Regions from separate parts of the Homo sapiens genome. Here region 2 is linked to region 1. A link is an interaction called in ENCODE POLR2A ChIA-PET data of the cell type or tissue named here. Cell type or tissue: Caco-2. All regions are shown on one strand. Each heading gives the region's core, and the rest is flanking DNA. Links, peaks and the distances in the headings are about the cores only.

What was found. ChIA-PET counts read pairs that join two places held together with the same protein. Peaks named below come from ENCODE experiments on the same cell type or tissue, not always from the same donor. Only the 100,000 strongest peaks of a DNase experiment are listed, where the experiment ranks them.
Region 2: POLR2A ChIA-PET joins it to region 1 with 6 read pairs; 2 of 35 experiments call an interaction of 5 or more read pairs at or near these places.

Annotation. Positions count from the first base shown.
Region 1 is chr10:14,059,877-14,067,584 of GRCh38, reverse strand. All of the region lies in intron 2 of FRMD4A (FERM domain containing 4A), which reads left to right. Among named protein-coding and RNA genes, the nearest start is that of FRMD4A-AS3, 11 kb to the left of the region's middle. In Caco-2, for the core only: no CTCF peak of the experiment used is centred there; a DNase peak (open chromatin) is centred at 3,460.
Region 2 is chr10:13,797,179-13,804,886 of GRCh38, reverse strand. All of the region lies in intron 4 of FRMD4A (FERM domain containing 4A), which reads left to right. Among named protein-coding and RNA genes, the nearest start is that of FRMD4A-AS2, 190 kb to the left of the region's middle. In Caco-2, for the core only: no CTCF peak of the experiment used is centred there; no DNase peak of the experiment used is centred there.

The sequences.
Region 1 (7,708 bases), core at 1,805-5,804:
GGCCTCCCAAAGTGCTGGGATTACAAGTGTGAGCCACTGCGCCCGGCCTCATGACAGTGTTATTAATAAGGCAGTGGGCAAGGGACCTGATATATTGATGCTATTTCCTAGTTCTGCTGTCATAAATAAAGCTGACCGATTGTTCTATGTTTAGCTTTCTTTTCCTTTAAGTGTTGTTATAATAAATCTTTCCTGTTCCCCTCTATACTGGTTGTTATTGTCTAAATACTTGTCATTAATATCAATGAGACATACTAATTTTTTTTTGAGAGGGAGTCTCTCTCTCTGTCGCCCAGGCTGGAGTGCAATGGCATGGTCTCGGCTCACTGCAGCCCCTACCTCCTGGGTTCAAGCGATTCTCCTGCCTCAGCCTCCCGAGTAGCTTGGATTACAGGCACCCGCCACCACGCCCAGCTAATTTTTGTATTTTTATTAGAGACGGGGTTTCACCATGTTGGCCAGGCTGGTCTCGAATTCCTGACCTCATGATCCACCCACCTCGGCCTCCCAAAGTGCTGGGATTACAGGCGTGAGCCACTGCACCTAGCCGAGACATATTAATATTTTCTATTTGACTTATTCCATTGCAAGTTTGTGTATGAGCTCTCATGAAAGAGTTTGTTTCTTGAAGGATAGAAGGTTAAATGTGCGTCTACTGATAATACCTCATGATAGTTAACATTTTTCGACATTATTACTGGGTTTTGTCTATTCCATTAGTCGGAACGGAAAGAAGTCCATTTAAGTCTCTCATAACAATAACGATCATTTTCCCCTCAATTTCTCTTTCTTTTTTTTGATACGTTTTGCTTTGCAGATTTTTATGCTAGGTTATTTGCTACATAAAGCTTCATGACTTTTATTGCCATTGTCGATCCTGCATCTCTTTTCAATCTGCTTTGACCTTCTTAGTCCTTTGGGAGGCTTTTCGCCATGAATTCAGAGTGCGGCACACAGGCGTAGGCTCCAGGTCTGAATTCTTTGGATGCTGTGTGTTCCCTTTTCTTGTTCTTCTGTGTACACTTTACACAGTTCTCATCCCACTTCCAGCGCATGCACACATACACACACACACATACAACTTCACACTCTTTATCTTCCCTACTCATTCTCTCTATCCAGATTCAAAGCATTTGCTTGTTTCTTCAACAAATATTAAATGCCTACCTAAGCTACAATCAGCCAGGTTCCTGATCTTATGGCACTGAACTGAGGAAACAGATCCATACCCACCCCTTCCCTGTGTGGACAACAGGGACCACCCCCCACACCCCCCACCAAGAGGAAGTTGTCAGAGGAAGTACGTGACTTTGGTTTGGCAGCAGGTGACAGTAAATAGCTTCTGGCCAACTCCTGGTGCAGCTCTACATACTAAGGTGGATCTCCTCCTCAGGTGCCCAGCTTTCTGCAACTCTGAATCAATGGAGTGTTTCTGAATATTTGTTCCCTTCTATGTGCTGCTATTATATTTCACGTCCAAAGGATATACTGCAGGCACTGAGCTACCACCATTCTCTATCCTCATCCCACTCCCCCTACCGACACACACACACACACACACACACACACACACACAAATACATACCCCCACTTCATACTTCCTCATACGTTGTTTTCTGGAAGTTGTAGTTTGCTGATGGCAGTAGAATGATGTCAGCAAGGATAACAGGGGGCTAGGACCCCGGGTATCTCCAACCTGCTACATGCAGAGAAGAATGCTGTGACCCCCTTTCCTGGTTTATTCTTGGTTTGTTCAGACCCTGAATCATTCAGCCAGGGACACACAGGGGAGCAACAAAGTGTGTTCCTGTCTTCTTTCATGAGAGTGGGGCTTCTTTGTTTTATAAAATTAAGCATGATTGGGCCACGGTTTATTTAATTTTGGTTACATCAGCCCTTCTGATGGGGACATTTCTCTAAACTCTGTTTCTCGATATTTTAGTTTTGGGGGCTTGAGTGAGATTTTACTCAAGTTTTCAGGGCTTGAGTGAGTGATTTCTGGGTCTTAGATATTTCAGTGGGGAATTGGAGGAGGCTGCCCTGTGACCACCACCTGGATGCTACCTCAAAGGAGAACTGGAAAGACAAAGTTCCACTGAATTAGGGCCGGGTATGGTGGCTCACATCTGCAAGCCCAGCACTTTGGGAGGCCAAGGCAGATCACCTGAGTTCAGGAGTTTGAAACCAGCCTGGCGAACATGGTGAAACCCTGTCTCTACTAAAAATACAAAAAATTATCCAGGTATGGTGGCGAATGCCTGTAGTCCCAGCTACTCGGGAGGCTGAGGCATGAGAATTGCTTCAACCCAGGAGGCAGAGGTTGCAGTGAGCTGAGATCGTGCTACTGCACTCCAGCCTGGGTGACAGAGCGAGATCCTCCATCTCTCAAAAAAGAAGGAAAAAAAAAGTCCCAATGAATGAATTAGGCGAGGCTATTCTCTATCTGTTTCCTCCTGTTGCTGATATAATGGTCGTCAATAGTGGGTGTGAAGAAGGACCCCACGAGCCCACAACATGGATTTGGCACTCCCTACCACTCAAATTCAGTAGTATACGTTGAAATGCTTAAAAACAGTATGGTAGTCAATAAATGTGTGGTGGCAACACTCTAATATAGTATTACCACTGCAGTTTTGCATTCTAATATTGCCTCTGCTGCCATTTCAATGAATGATCCATTGCTTCGCTGTTAAAAATAAGCAGAGAGGGCTGGGCGCGGTGGCTCACACCTTTACTCCCAGCACTTTGGGAGGTCAAAGCAGGTGGATCACCTGAGATCAAGAGTTCAAGACCATCCTGGCCAACACAGTCAAACCCTGTCTCTACTAAAAATACAAACAATAGCTGAGTGTGATGGTGAGCACCTGTAGTCCCAGGTACTCAGGAGGCTGAGGCAGGAGAATCACCTGAACCCAGGAGGCAGAGGTTGCAGTGAGCCGAGATCGCGCCACTGTACTCCAGCCTAGACGATGGAGCAAGACTCTGCCTCAAAATAAATAAATAAAAAAATAAGCAGAATACACTGCTGAAGTTCACCAGGAGGACCAGAGTAATGAGAATCAGCATAGAGCCTGGAAAAGTTCACGCAGAAGGAATCAGAATTTCCCAAGAATAAGCATTTATTCTTTCCCAAAGCCTTCCCCTCAGGTGGCCACGGCAATGTGGAGTGGAAGAATTTGATGGTAGTTTTCACAGGGCACTGTTTTACAAGGAGAAATATTTCTGAGACTACTGGAAGTGGCCTTAACGACATGTAATTTAAAAGCACTACAGAAGGAAAAGTGCAACTGGGAACACATGCATTCTTTCAGCAAGGCTGTAGTTACGGAAAACATCAATATAAAAATAGCCTATTTTCAGGACCTCAGTATCTCAGCTCTTTGAATGCTTCTGAGTCACATTTTGCAAGGGCAACACACTTGGCCACTGTTGGGCTGTAGCTCCCACCCAGCTGGGGAGGAATTAAGTGGAATTCCATTGGTGAGCACTTCCCAGCAAAATTGCTAGTGAGCTTCTGATTGCAAAATCTTTACCCTTGGTATTGACTTAAGGAGCGGGAAGAACATGACTTGATTTTTCAAATCCCTGGTTGACATAATGCTGCTCTTAAGCTTTTGAACCGTTCAGTAGGGCTCAGAAGTCTCAGGGAAGCTGTAAAATTTCTATTTTCAGATTCTTAATTTTTAGTGAGCTGAAAACTCCTGGGGCGGTTTTTTAGTGACACATATATAACAAGTAGAGTTAATTCGCATGTTTTGACTGTGGTATCTTTCTTACTGAGGCAGATAGAAATCCTAAGGAGTTTAGAATGCATACCAGATGGGAGTTAGCTAAATCCACGTACAAGATTGTGTGGTTTAAAACGGTGATCCCCTGTCTATCCTTCCTTGATTGGATAATAGCCAGATAGTTATTAAGAGATAACTGTGTGCCCGACATCCAGTTGAACCCTAGTGGGTTTCAACAGAATTACAAAGAGTATGTCTAAAGTTGTACAATTCAAGTATATGACTTTTTTTTTTTAATGAGAAAAGGTAAAATAATGTAAGAACTCAGGTTTTTATCACACTTTCCAGCTCTTTAATTTGGGCTATGTTCCTTGAACTCTCTGAACCTCAATTTTCTATAAAATATTCAGAGATAATAAAATTCATCTTAGTGTTGCCAAGAGAACAATAACATAATAAATGTAAATGGCACAGCAAATGTCTGGCTCATTTCGATGAGCCAAATCAGGGCTGAAGCTAGAGGAAGAATCTGAATCTTGCCTCTTTTGAAGAGTCGGAGACTGACTCTCATCAACATCTGGGAGTCATTCAAGCTGGAACCGAACACGCACTAAACATAACTTCTGGGAGTCTGAGCTGGGCACCAACATACTGTTAATCTTAAAAAGAAAAAAAAAAGCAGATTTATTCCTTGCAATAGAAATAGTCATGTCTGCAAAATACGTTCTCTGCTTCTTAAGTGTAAAGCTCTTAATATCATGTCTGGCCCATATTAAGTGTTTCGTAAGTCATAGCTAAGTTGTGTAATTGGAGTTATCATGAGAAGCACTGTCAATGAAACAGGAAACATTCAACGTCGATAGGATCAGCACATTTTGTCTCTATAGGCAAAACCACTAGGATTTAAAACATGAGAGCCGGAGGAATAAAATGACAACTGGTGTGGATTAATGGACACTGTAGGTTGCCCACCCACCATCCATGTATCTTCCCCTTTCACTGGAGTGCAATGGCATGATCTCACTGCAACCTCCCAAAGTGCTGGAATTACACACGTGAGCCACTGTGCCTGGCCAGGACTGGGTCTTTGATGAATCAGTGGCACTTGAATCAATCACACCTGAAGTCCACTCTGACTCAGGACTTCAGTTATGTGAGATAATTCCCTCACAGTTGAAAGTCGGGAATTCTGTAACTTGCAGCTGAAGGCATCCAAATGAAAACAAATGACACCTACTTAGAGGGATGCACTGTCTCACAAGAGATGGTCTTGCCAATGAGACCAGAAATACTTGAAGCTCGTTGGTTACAACGCCTTATTTGTATTGCTTTCTTAGAGTCGGTTTCACCATTAGTATAAACATGCTTGAAGTTCAATGGCTAAGACTTTCTTTCCCTTCAGCATTGGCCACAAAGCCCCTGACTATGTTTATCTCTGGGAGTTTCCTTTCTACACGTCCATGGCTGATCAATCCCACCCCACTCCCAACTTGGAGAATAGCCTTCCGTGCAGCTCTGTAATCAGATACACAAAATTTTACATAAATGTAATCCTACCTGTATGTGCCCTTTTGTAATCTTCTTTTTCCCCCTAAACGATAGACCTCAAATAAACATTTCTGTCTGTAAATATTAATCCATATCACATCTTATTGGCTCTGTAACAGTGAAATACTTAACCACGTATTTAACCAACTTCTTTTTGAAGGGCATTTACATGGCTTTGTAGTTTTTCAGTACTATAAATAGCATGTTATATATACCTCTGTTTACTTGTCTGAATATTTCCTTGAGTCAGAGCTCTAGAAATTACATTTTGTGTTCCAAGGGTATGCACATTTTGAGTTTTGATTTATTTTGTCAGAATTCCTTTAGCTGCAAGGAACAAGAGATCCAATTAAAGAAATTTTGTAAGTAAGGAATTGACTGTCACATAACAAGATTTTGGAAGTTGGGGCATTGTAGTCCTAAGTCAGCAACTCAGTAATGTCACCAAACATAAAGTCTTTTCTCCTGTGGCTCATATGGTATCTTCAACGTATTGGCTTGGGCTTCATGGTCACTAAGTGGTGTCATAGTTCCAGGTACCACGTGACAATGCCCATGGGAAGAAAAGGGGTATTTCCTCCTATGCATCTCTTTTTATCATAAGGACAACGTTTCCCATAAGCTCCCTGCCAATCCCCCTTGTTTCATTTAGCCAGAATGGGCTAGACACTGAACAGAAATCAGAAATCAGTGATCTATTAGATAGAAAAGTCTCAGGATAGGGAGGAAATTGACAAACTAGTCTCTGGAAAGATTGTACCCACTTAGGTTTACGTCATGAGCACCTGGTTTTCTACCCTTTGATAATCAATAATATATTTAAAATGACAGCTTATTTTTATATTTTCCATTCGTTAAATGTGCCTTTTTTGAGATGGAGTCTCACTCTGTCGCTCAGACTGGAATCTTGGCTCATTGCAACCTCCGCCTCCGGGTTCAAGTGATTCTCCTGCCTCTGCCTCCCAAGTAGCTGGGATTGCAGGTGCACATCACCACACCTGGATAATTTTTGTATTTTTAGTAGAGACGGGGTTGATCAACACCCATGTTGATCAAGCTGGTCTTGAACTCCTGACCTCAGGTAGTCCACCCGCTTCGGCCTCCAAATTGTGGAATTAAAGGCATAAGCCACTACGCCCGGCCTAAATGTGCTTTTAAATATTGCATATTTATAGCCAGAATGTGCTTTTAAATATTGCACATTTATAGCCAAAATGTTGGCGATTTTGGCTCTTGTTTTGTAAAACTACTTGATTATATCCTCTGCCCTTTGGTCATTTTTTTTTCCTTATTGGTTTGTAAGTGCTCTGAGTATATTAGGAAAAGGAAATCTTATACATAAAAATCAAAGCTGTTGCTAATCTTTCCACTAGTGAGTCAGTCTATTAACATTACTCATGGTAGGTTTTGCCATACAGAATTTTAATTTTTTTATATTATTTTTGGCTTTGTTATTATGCTTAGAAGTCCATGGGGACCCAAAGATCAGAAAAGATTCATCTGTATTTCCTCTCTATATAAGTGGCCAGCCATTTGTCCCAGAAAACATGAATCAAATAATCCATCTTCTTCCCATTAATTGGAGAATGTTGCCTTGATCACCCACCAAATTCCCATATATGGAAATGATTTGCGTACCTTATCTTTTGAAAATGAGGCATTTGACACATATTATTGATTTTTCCAATGTTGAAAGCACTTTGCTTGAGGTTCAAAGTAGAAGCAGAAATAAAATAGGCCCAGTGCTTGTCTTTGAACATGAAAATGCCTTCTACTGAAGAGGGCAGGCTTCGAAGCAAGAGTGCCTGGCTGGCTTCCCAAGTAGTCCACTTGTAAAAGTGGTCACCTTAGATGCCCTTAAGTACATTACTCACCTCTCTGTGCTTCCATTTTTCTCTTATGCAAAACAGGATTGTAATAATAGTACCTATTTCATAGAGTTGATATCCCCTACAAGGATGTGTTCAGTGTTCCCACCAGCCAACCTCCCGCTGGTTGTGTAAGAAGCAAAGAATGGACCATGAGAATCCAATCTGTGCCTCCCTAGACTAGGTTCCCAGTCAACAGTGAATTTCTATCTTTATCCTTCTTATGAAATGTAGTCATTTTTTTCTGGTTTTTGCCACACTACAGAAAATGGAAAGTATTGTATGTGATAATTAAATAAGTGAATTGACATATAATATTTAACGTCGGGCTCAAAAGGAGGATGCAATAAACGCCAGCTACTGCTTAAACTTAGAGATAGAGTAGTTAAAGGTATAGACTGTGGAACTAGACTGCATGAGTTAGAATCCTTCTCCCCACACTTACTAGTTGAGTTAGCGAGTTAGCACCACTATGCCTCGGTTTCCTTTTCTATAAAATGGTGTAATAATAGCATCTAGTTCATAGGATTGTTGTAATTATCAAATACATTCATACCTGGAAGG
Region 2 (7,708 bases), core at 1,623-5,622, 260 kb after region 1:
TACCCAAACTATTAAGGTTAAAATGGCCTGGCTGAGCACGGTGGTTCACACCTGTAATCCTAACACTTTGGGAGGCCGAGGTAGGCAGATCACAAGGTCAAGAGATCAAGACCATCCTGGCCAACATGGTGAAACCCCATCTCTACTAAAAATACAAAAAAAAAAAAAAAAAGAATTAGCTGGGTGTGGTGGCAGCCACCTGTAATCCCAACTAGTTGGGAGGCTGAGGCAGGAGAATTGCTTGAACCCGGGAGGCGGGAGATTGCAGTGAGCCAAGATCATGCCACTGAACTCCAGCCTGGCGACAGAGCGAGACTCCGTCTCAACAAAAAAAAGAAATAAAGAAAGAAAGAAAGAAAGAAAAAGTCCTGACTCATTGAAGATGCATCTTTAGAACCACTGCCAGGAAGGCTGGTGCACGGGAGCGAGCTTGGGTCTGTGCTGTCCTCAGGTCCTCGCGTTTGTTTCAACTGTGACTGGCATCAGCTGGGGCCTCTGAAAAGGGTTCAGTCATTCAGCATTCCTGGCCACAAGCTTATCTACAATTTAAAAATAAACAAAATAGAAAAGCAATTTTCCAGTGGCAGAAGAAACAACCACAAGACACAGCTCTGGGAAAGCAATTTATTTGGAAATAGGTTTGGGATTTCCACGTATTATCTGCTGGACAGTGAGAGAGGAGAAAGTCAGTGGCTGCAGCCTCCGTGCCTGGCTTGTAATAACTGCTTCTGGGAACGCGGCATTCGGTGTTCATTACCACCTCTCAGACGACCCATGCTGTGTTGTCGGAAACAACGGCAAACATACAACAGTACCTTATATTTAGTGACCAGAGAAGTGCTTGAGCATAGCTCTTTCTGTGTGCAGCTAAGATAAACAAAAAGAACGGTGCCCTCCAAGGAAAGCTTAGGGATGCGGCTTTCTCCCTCCTTTCCTTCCCAATGCAAATGACCGGAGGGAGCTGGGAACCTGGCACAGGTGAGCGGAGTGAATTCTTAATATGGAGACTGTTTGCTTAGGATGGGAGCTGTGTCTACACAGCAGTCCCTGAACCTACAAGAATATGGATCTGTGGGGCATATTGTGAAGCTGCTGTATTCATTCTCTTAACAAATATTTATTTAGCATCTGCTCTTAACCACTGGAGATCCAGAAAGCACTGGCCCTTGACTCCTTGTTGAGCTTGTGTTTGTAGATTAGGAAGTGATTCACAAAACGTGGTGTAGAAGCGCTAGAAAAGAAAATTGGGGGCTGGGTATGGTAGCTCATGCCTGCCATCCCAGTGCTTTGGGAGGCTGAGGTGGGAAGATTGCTTGAGGCCAGAAGTTTGAGGCCAACCTGGGCATCACAGCAAAACCTCTACTTTACAAAAAAAAAAATTTGTTTAATTAGCCAGGAGTGGTGGTGTGCACCTGTAGTCCCAGCTATTCAGGAGTCTGAGATGGGAAGATCACTTGAGCCCAGGGGTTCAAGGCTGCAGCGAGCTATGACTGCACCATTGCACTCCAGCCTGGGCAACAGAAAGAGACTCTGTCTCTAAAAAATAAAACATTTTTAAAAAGAAAATTTGGAATAGGCTTACTAAAACATAGTGGAGACAACAATTTATCCTGGGCTGGAGAGCCCATGATTTAGTAATCTGGTTTCCCCAGTATATACCCTACTTTAACCTTCCTGTATTATTAAAGGTTTATAGTGAAATCAGTATCACTGGTCTGTCCCTTTTTTTTTTTTTTTTGAGATGGAATCTTGTTGTGTCACCCAGGCTGGGGTGCAGTGGTGCCATCTCGGCTCACTGCAAACTCTGTCTCCCAGGTTCAAGTGATTCTCATGCCTCAGCCTCCTAAGTAGCTGAGATTACAGGCATCCGCCACCACACCCAGCTAATTTTTTGTATTTTTAGTAGAGACGGGGTTTCACCATGTTAGCCAGGCTGGTCTCGAACTCCTGGCTTCAGGTAATCAGCGCACCTTGACCTCCCAAAGTGCCTGGTCTGTCCTTGATGAACACACATACTATAAGACAAGGATACTAAATATATCAACATTCTTCCATTTGAAGAGCTCCTCTCCTCCCCTCCATCCAGCAACATCTATAAGCATTTCATACACTTGGCCACGTGTGGTGACTAACACCTGTAATCCCAGCACTTTGGAAGGCTGAAGTAGGAGGATTGCTTGAAGCCAGGAGTTTGAGACCAGCCCGGACAACAAAGCGAGACACTGTCTCTACCAAAAAAACAAAAACAAAAAAAACCTTTTTTTTTAATTACCCAAGTGCAATGGTATGTGCCAGTAGTTCCAGCTATTCCAGAGGCTGAGGCAGAAGGATCGCTTGAGCCCAGCAGTTCAAGGCTGCAGTGAGCTATGATTGCACCACTGCACTCCAGCCTGGGCAACAGAGTGAGACCCTGTCTCTAAATAGATAAACATATAAGAACTTCATCTCTTGCTTTGGATTTCTGTAGAAACTCATTCCATATGAAATTGCCTGTCTACAATAAAAACATCTAGAAGCTGTGCAGTGTCATTCTCCCCCTGGGTCTGGAAAGTGACGGATTCAGATAGACTTATCACACACCTCCACCCACCAGTAACTATAAACAAAGCTCTCCCTGAGGCCATCTCTATTGAAGGTGCCAACACTTGAACCAAAAATCTATTTGTTTTATATGTAGAAGCTAAAAGCAATATCTTAAATGAATGCGTCCAATTTCTATTGCCTGGAAGCAATTGCATATTTATTACTGACCTGACAGTTTGACCTACTGCAACCATAAACCAAATGAGCGTTATCTTGCTCAGCTTTAAAGATAGTTATCAGTCACATAATAACAAAAATACTCTGAGTGGCTGCTGGGATGCTTTTTTTTTTTTTTTTTTTGCATTATTATTGGCAAAGGCAATGAAGTGCATTCTCAAATGAAAAATCAATGAGAATCATGAAAACCAAGCTATAAGGCATCTCTTAGTTAAACTGTATTAAGGAAATGCTTCTTTATGACTTTTCGTCCCATTCCATCCTAATGCAAAAGAAACATAAAAGGTTTGAGGGAGGCACTTGATGTCAGGACTGTAAAAGGTTAAATAGGAAAGCAAAAGCCTTTAGCAGTGTGGAATTCTTGACCCTGTAGAGTACAGGAAGTGTGACTTAGAGATGAGCAGAAAACAACATTGTAACAAGTGCTCCAGCCAAAAGTGGTGGCCCCAGAATTATGGTTTCCAGTTTGCTTTTTAATCCATCTTTCAGTTTTTGCCCAAATAGTGGGCAGTTTTCATCAGGGTCTTGGATAAGTCACATGTCCCTTCAGTCTGCCTTTATAAGCAGCCTTCATTGAGAGACTTCTACAAGCCTTTAAAGTGGAGGCAGCTGACCTCCTTCCTTCAGAGAATCCGAGGACTCCAGGTTTGGGAAAGTCTGCCTCTCCATTAGCCACTGGAGCTACGCAAGGCCATGCATCGTGATCCCCTCATGGGATTGGAGTGGACGAGTTCAAGCAGGGGAAGTGGAGGAAGGAAATTCATTTGTCCTCAGAGGCCAACTATTCCATGTAGGATCATATAGGTGTCATTCCAGCTTCCATGTTCTCTTTGCTTCCTGACCATTTTTTTTTTGAGACAGGGCCCCACTCTGTTGTCAGTGAGACAGGGCCCCACTCTGTTGTCAGGCTGAAGTGCAGCGGTGCAATCTCGGCTCACTGCAACCTCTGCCTTCCAGGTTCAAGCGATTCTCCTGCCTCAGCCTCCCAAGAAGCTGGGACTACAGGCACGTGCCACCACACCTGGCTAGTTTTTGTATTTTTGGTAGAGACGGGGTTTCAGCATGTTGGCCAGGATGGTCTCGATCTCCTGACCTCGTGATCCACCTGCCATGGCCTCCCAAAGTGCTGGGATTACAGGCATGAGCCACTGTACCTGGCCCATTTTCTTACTTTCCTTTCTAGTCTATTTAATTGCTTGATAAATGTTAAACCAATAGATGGCCGGGAACAAAGGAATTGCCAGTCAGATTCATGGCTTAAAAAGTCATTCTTTTAGACAGTTTAATGTGGGGAATAAAGTTTTCTAGAGGGGGAATCCATCTGTCTGTTTGTCCTCTGTGGATGAAGAAGAATTGGCAGTGCGTAAACCCAACAGACTGGAATCCAAATGACATCTGTCTGTGTCCCTTCATGCGACATGTCCCCACCTTGAAGTTCATCACATGTGAATGGTGACCCCCAGGGACCTAAGTCTAATCTCTTGCAGTGTGTGTGGTCACTCATATGCCAGTGGAGTGGTATGAGGATATCTCAAGCCTGGACCATTGACTAATCTTGAATATTCCACAAATGGAATATTCTCTCTCTCTCTCTCAGGTCCTCCTTATTCTTTGAGCTGGTGGCCAGAGAAAAATCACTGTATTTTTGTATCATTCCAGTCTGTGGGTGATTGAAAGCCTTGTCTTGTGAGAATAATGAAAAGGTTATTCCCATCAGACTGTTTATCATAAAATATGGTAAGACAAAAGATGAATATTTAAGCCTACATTGTCATTGGATGGCTTGCTCTTGCAGGCAGTCATTCAAATCAATGAGCAAATACTTCTTTTGAGCACCTAACAGTTGCTATACACTGTGCTAGGTTTTGGGGGATAATTTCTGTAAATGTTGAAAACTGATCGTTGAGAGATAGGTCATGTTTTTTGTTTGTTTGTTTTGTTTTTTGAGATGGAGTCTCGCTCTGTCACCCAGGCTGGAGTGCAGTAGTGCCATCTCAGCTCACTGCAACCTCTGCCTCCTGGATTCAAGCAATTCTTCTGCCTCAGCCTCCTGAGTAGCTGGGATTACAGGCATGTGCCACCACGCCTGGCTAATTTTTGTATTTTTTTTTAGTAGAGATGGGGTTTCACCATGTTGGTCAGGCTGGTCTCGAACTCCTGACCTCGTGATCCGCCTGCCTCAGCCTCCCAAAGTGCTGGGATTTCAGGTGTGAGCTACCTCACCCAGCCTAGGTCATATTTTTTAAAAATAACTAATTGTACAAGATTATGCCAAATGCCTTGAAGATGACACACACCAGAAGCCCTGGAGAAGTTTGAAAGAAACCCCAGACTTAGGCAATCAAGGAAGACTTCACTGAAAGTAAGACTTGAACTCAGCCTTGCACAATGGCTAAACATTCAGATAAAGGGATGGAGAGACAGTTCTCCAGTTCCAAGGAGGAGAGGCAGCATGAGTGAAGGCCAGGCGCATGCCATACACATGGTGTACTCGCAGGAGGCTGAGCCCCAAGAGAAGACCCACAGAGTTGGGGGCATTTTCAGAGGCAGGAAGGAAGTGGTTGCAGCTTAAGATAATTTGTCTGACACCTTCCAGTTGACCAGACATGCACACTTTCTCCTCATGAGGTAGATCTCGTGGCATTTTCCAGATATAGAAAGTCAACTGGTGCTGGGCACAGTCATTCACCTCTGTCATCCCAGGACTTTGGGAGGCCGAGGCAGGTGGATTGCCTGAGTTCAGGAGTTTGTGACCAGCCTGGGCAACACGGTGAAACCCTGTCTCTACTAAAATACAAAAAAATAGCTGGGCATGGCGGCCTGCGCCTGTAGTCCCAGCTACTCAGGAGGCTGAGGCAGGAGAATTACTTGAACCCGGAGGGCGGAGGTTGCAATGAGACTAGATCACACCACTGCACTCCAGCCTGGGCAACAGAGCAAGACTCCATCTAAAAAATAAAAATAAATTTTAAAAAGTCAGCTGGGGAAAATGAATGCATAGAGAGCAAGTTCTGTAGACTGGGAAGTGCAGAAATGGGTGAGCCCCTAGGGTGGGTGCTGTAAGGGTCGGAGGAGGACCCCCCCATCCCACCCGGTGTGTGGTGTGGGAAGACTTTCTGGAGCGGAGACGTGAGAGCTGAGTCCTGCGGGATGGGCCGGACCTCACTGGGGAAGAAGGAAGGGAAAGGCCTACTGGGACGAAGGAACAGCATGAGCTAAGGAACAGAAGTTTGAAATATCATGGAACCTGTGGGGCATTATCAGGCATGGGCAGAGATGACATTGGCACCCAGGCCTTCTGTTTCCTGATCTTGTGTTCTAGTCAGAACAGAATTTATCCCAGCTTTCTGGAAGAAGTTGCTCCTGTTATTTTACTTACAATACTCTCTTCCATTTATTTATTTATTTATGAGACGGAGTCTCGCTCTGTCACCCAGGCTGGAGTGCGGTGGCGCCATCTCGGCTCACTGCAAGCTCCACCTCCCAGGTTCATGCCATTCTCCTGCTTCAGCCTCCTGAGTAGCTGGGACTACAGGCGCCTGCCACTATGCCCGGCTAATTTTTCGTATTTTTTAGTAGAGACAGGGTTTCACCGTGTTAGCCAGGATGGTCTCCATCTCCTGACCTCGTGATCTGTCTGCCTTGGCCTCCCAAAGTGTGGGGATTACAGGCGTACAGGCGTGAGCCACCACGCCCGTCCTATTTATTTATTTTTTCTTGAGACAGAGTCTCTGTCGCCTAGGCTAGAGTGCAATGGCGCGATCTCAGCTCACTGCAACCTCCATCTCCCGGGTTCAAGCGATTCTCCTACCTCAGCCTCCCGAGTAGCTGGGATTATAGGCACCTGCCACCAGGTCCAGCTAATTTTTTGTATTTTTAGTAGAGACAGGGTTTCACCATGTTGGCCAGGCTGATACCAAACTCCAGACCTCAAGTGATCCGCTCGCCTTCGCCTCCCAAAGTGCTGGGATTACAGGCGTGAGCCACTGCGCCCAACCCTTTCATTATTTTTTTTTTACTTTTCCTATATTCAGAGCAAGGTAATAAAAAGATAAAGTTAATGGAATTTTTTTATCCAACTGGAGATTCTTAGAAAGAGGAAAAACAGGCCAAAGTTCTTCAGGTGGTCACTATTCTAAGGCAGATCCAAAAGTCTTCCGTATAGCCACAGGTATGGGCTTTGTGGAGGGGGATTTTTTTTTTTTTTTCTTGTGCGAAAGGTGCAGTTTGAGTGAAGCCTCAAAAAGGGGTTGGAAGTCACTTGTGTGTTTTCTCTCTTTCCTTTGTTGGAGGTTTAAGCATGTGCTGAGAGGAACAAGCGTTTTTAGACAATGATGCAGACAGATTTTGTTTCTCATTATCCACAGTCTTGCACACATGCCACACAGCATTAGCTACGGGGGAAATGCAGTGGGGTCAGTTGGGTCTGTTCCATGTGACTTTACTCCATAAAGTGATTATAGGACTGTCTTCTCCAGGATGATGGGCTGACATTGGATACAGAGAGGAGGGAAAGGAAAGAGAGGATTCTTCAGCTTGGTTGTTCCATGGCTTTGCCCCACTCTTCCAAGACCAGCCTCCGAGACATGGCCCCCAGGGCTCTCCCTAGCCTCATGGCTTTCCACTCACAGGACACTAAGACGCTGGGGTCCTCCCTCACCCCGGGGCCTTTGCACGGGCTGGTCTTTCTGCCTGGAAAGTGGTTCCCCTCTGAGGATCTCTTGCCTCAGCCTTCCAAAGTGCTGGGATTAAAGGCATGAGCCACTGCCCCTGGCGGTAAGTTTAACGTTTTCAGACACTGTGTGTGATTTGCTTTTCACTCCAGCAAGATGTCGTGAGGATTGCTAACATGTTTTCAAGTGTGCTTTCAGTCCTTCAGGAAAAAAGGCACCTGGGAGTGTGGTGGAAAGGCGGTTCAGGACAAGAAGGAGAGTTCTGATTACATTTT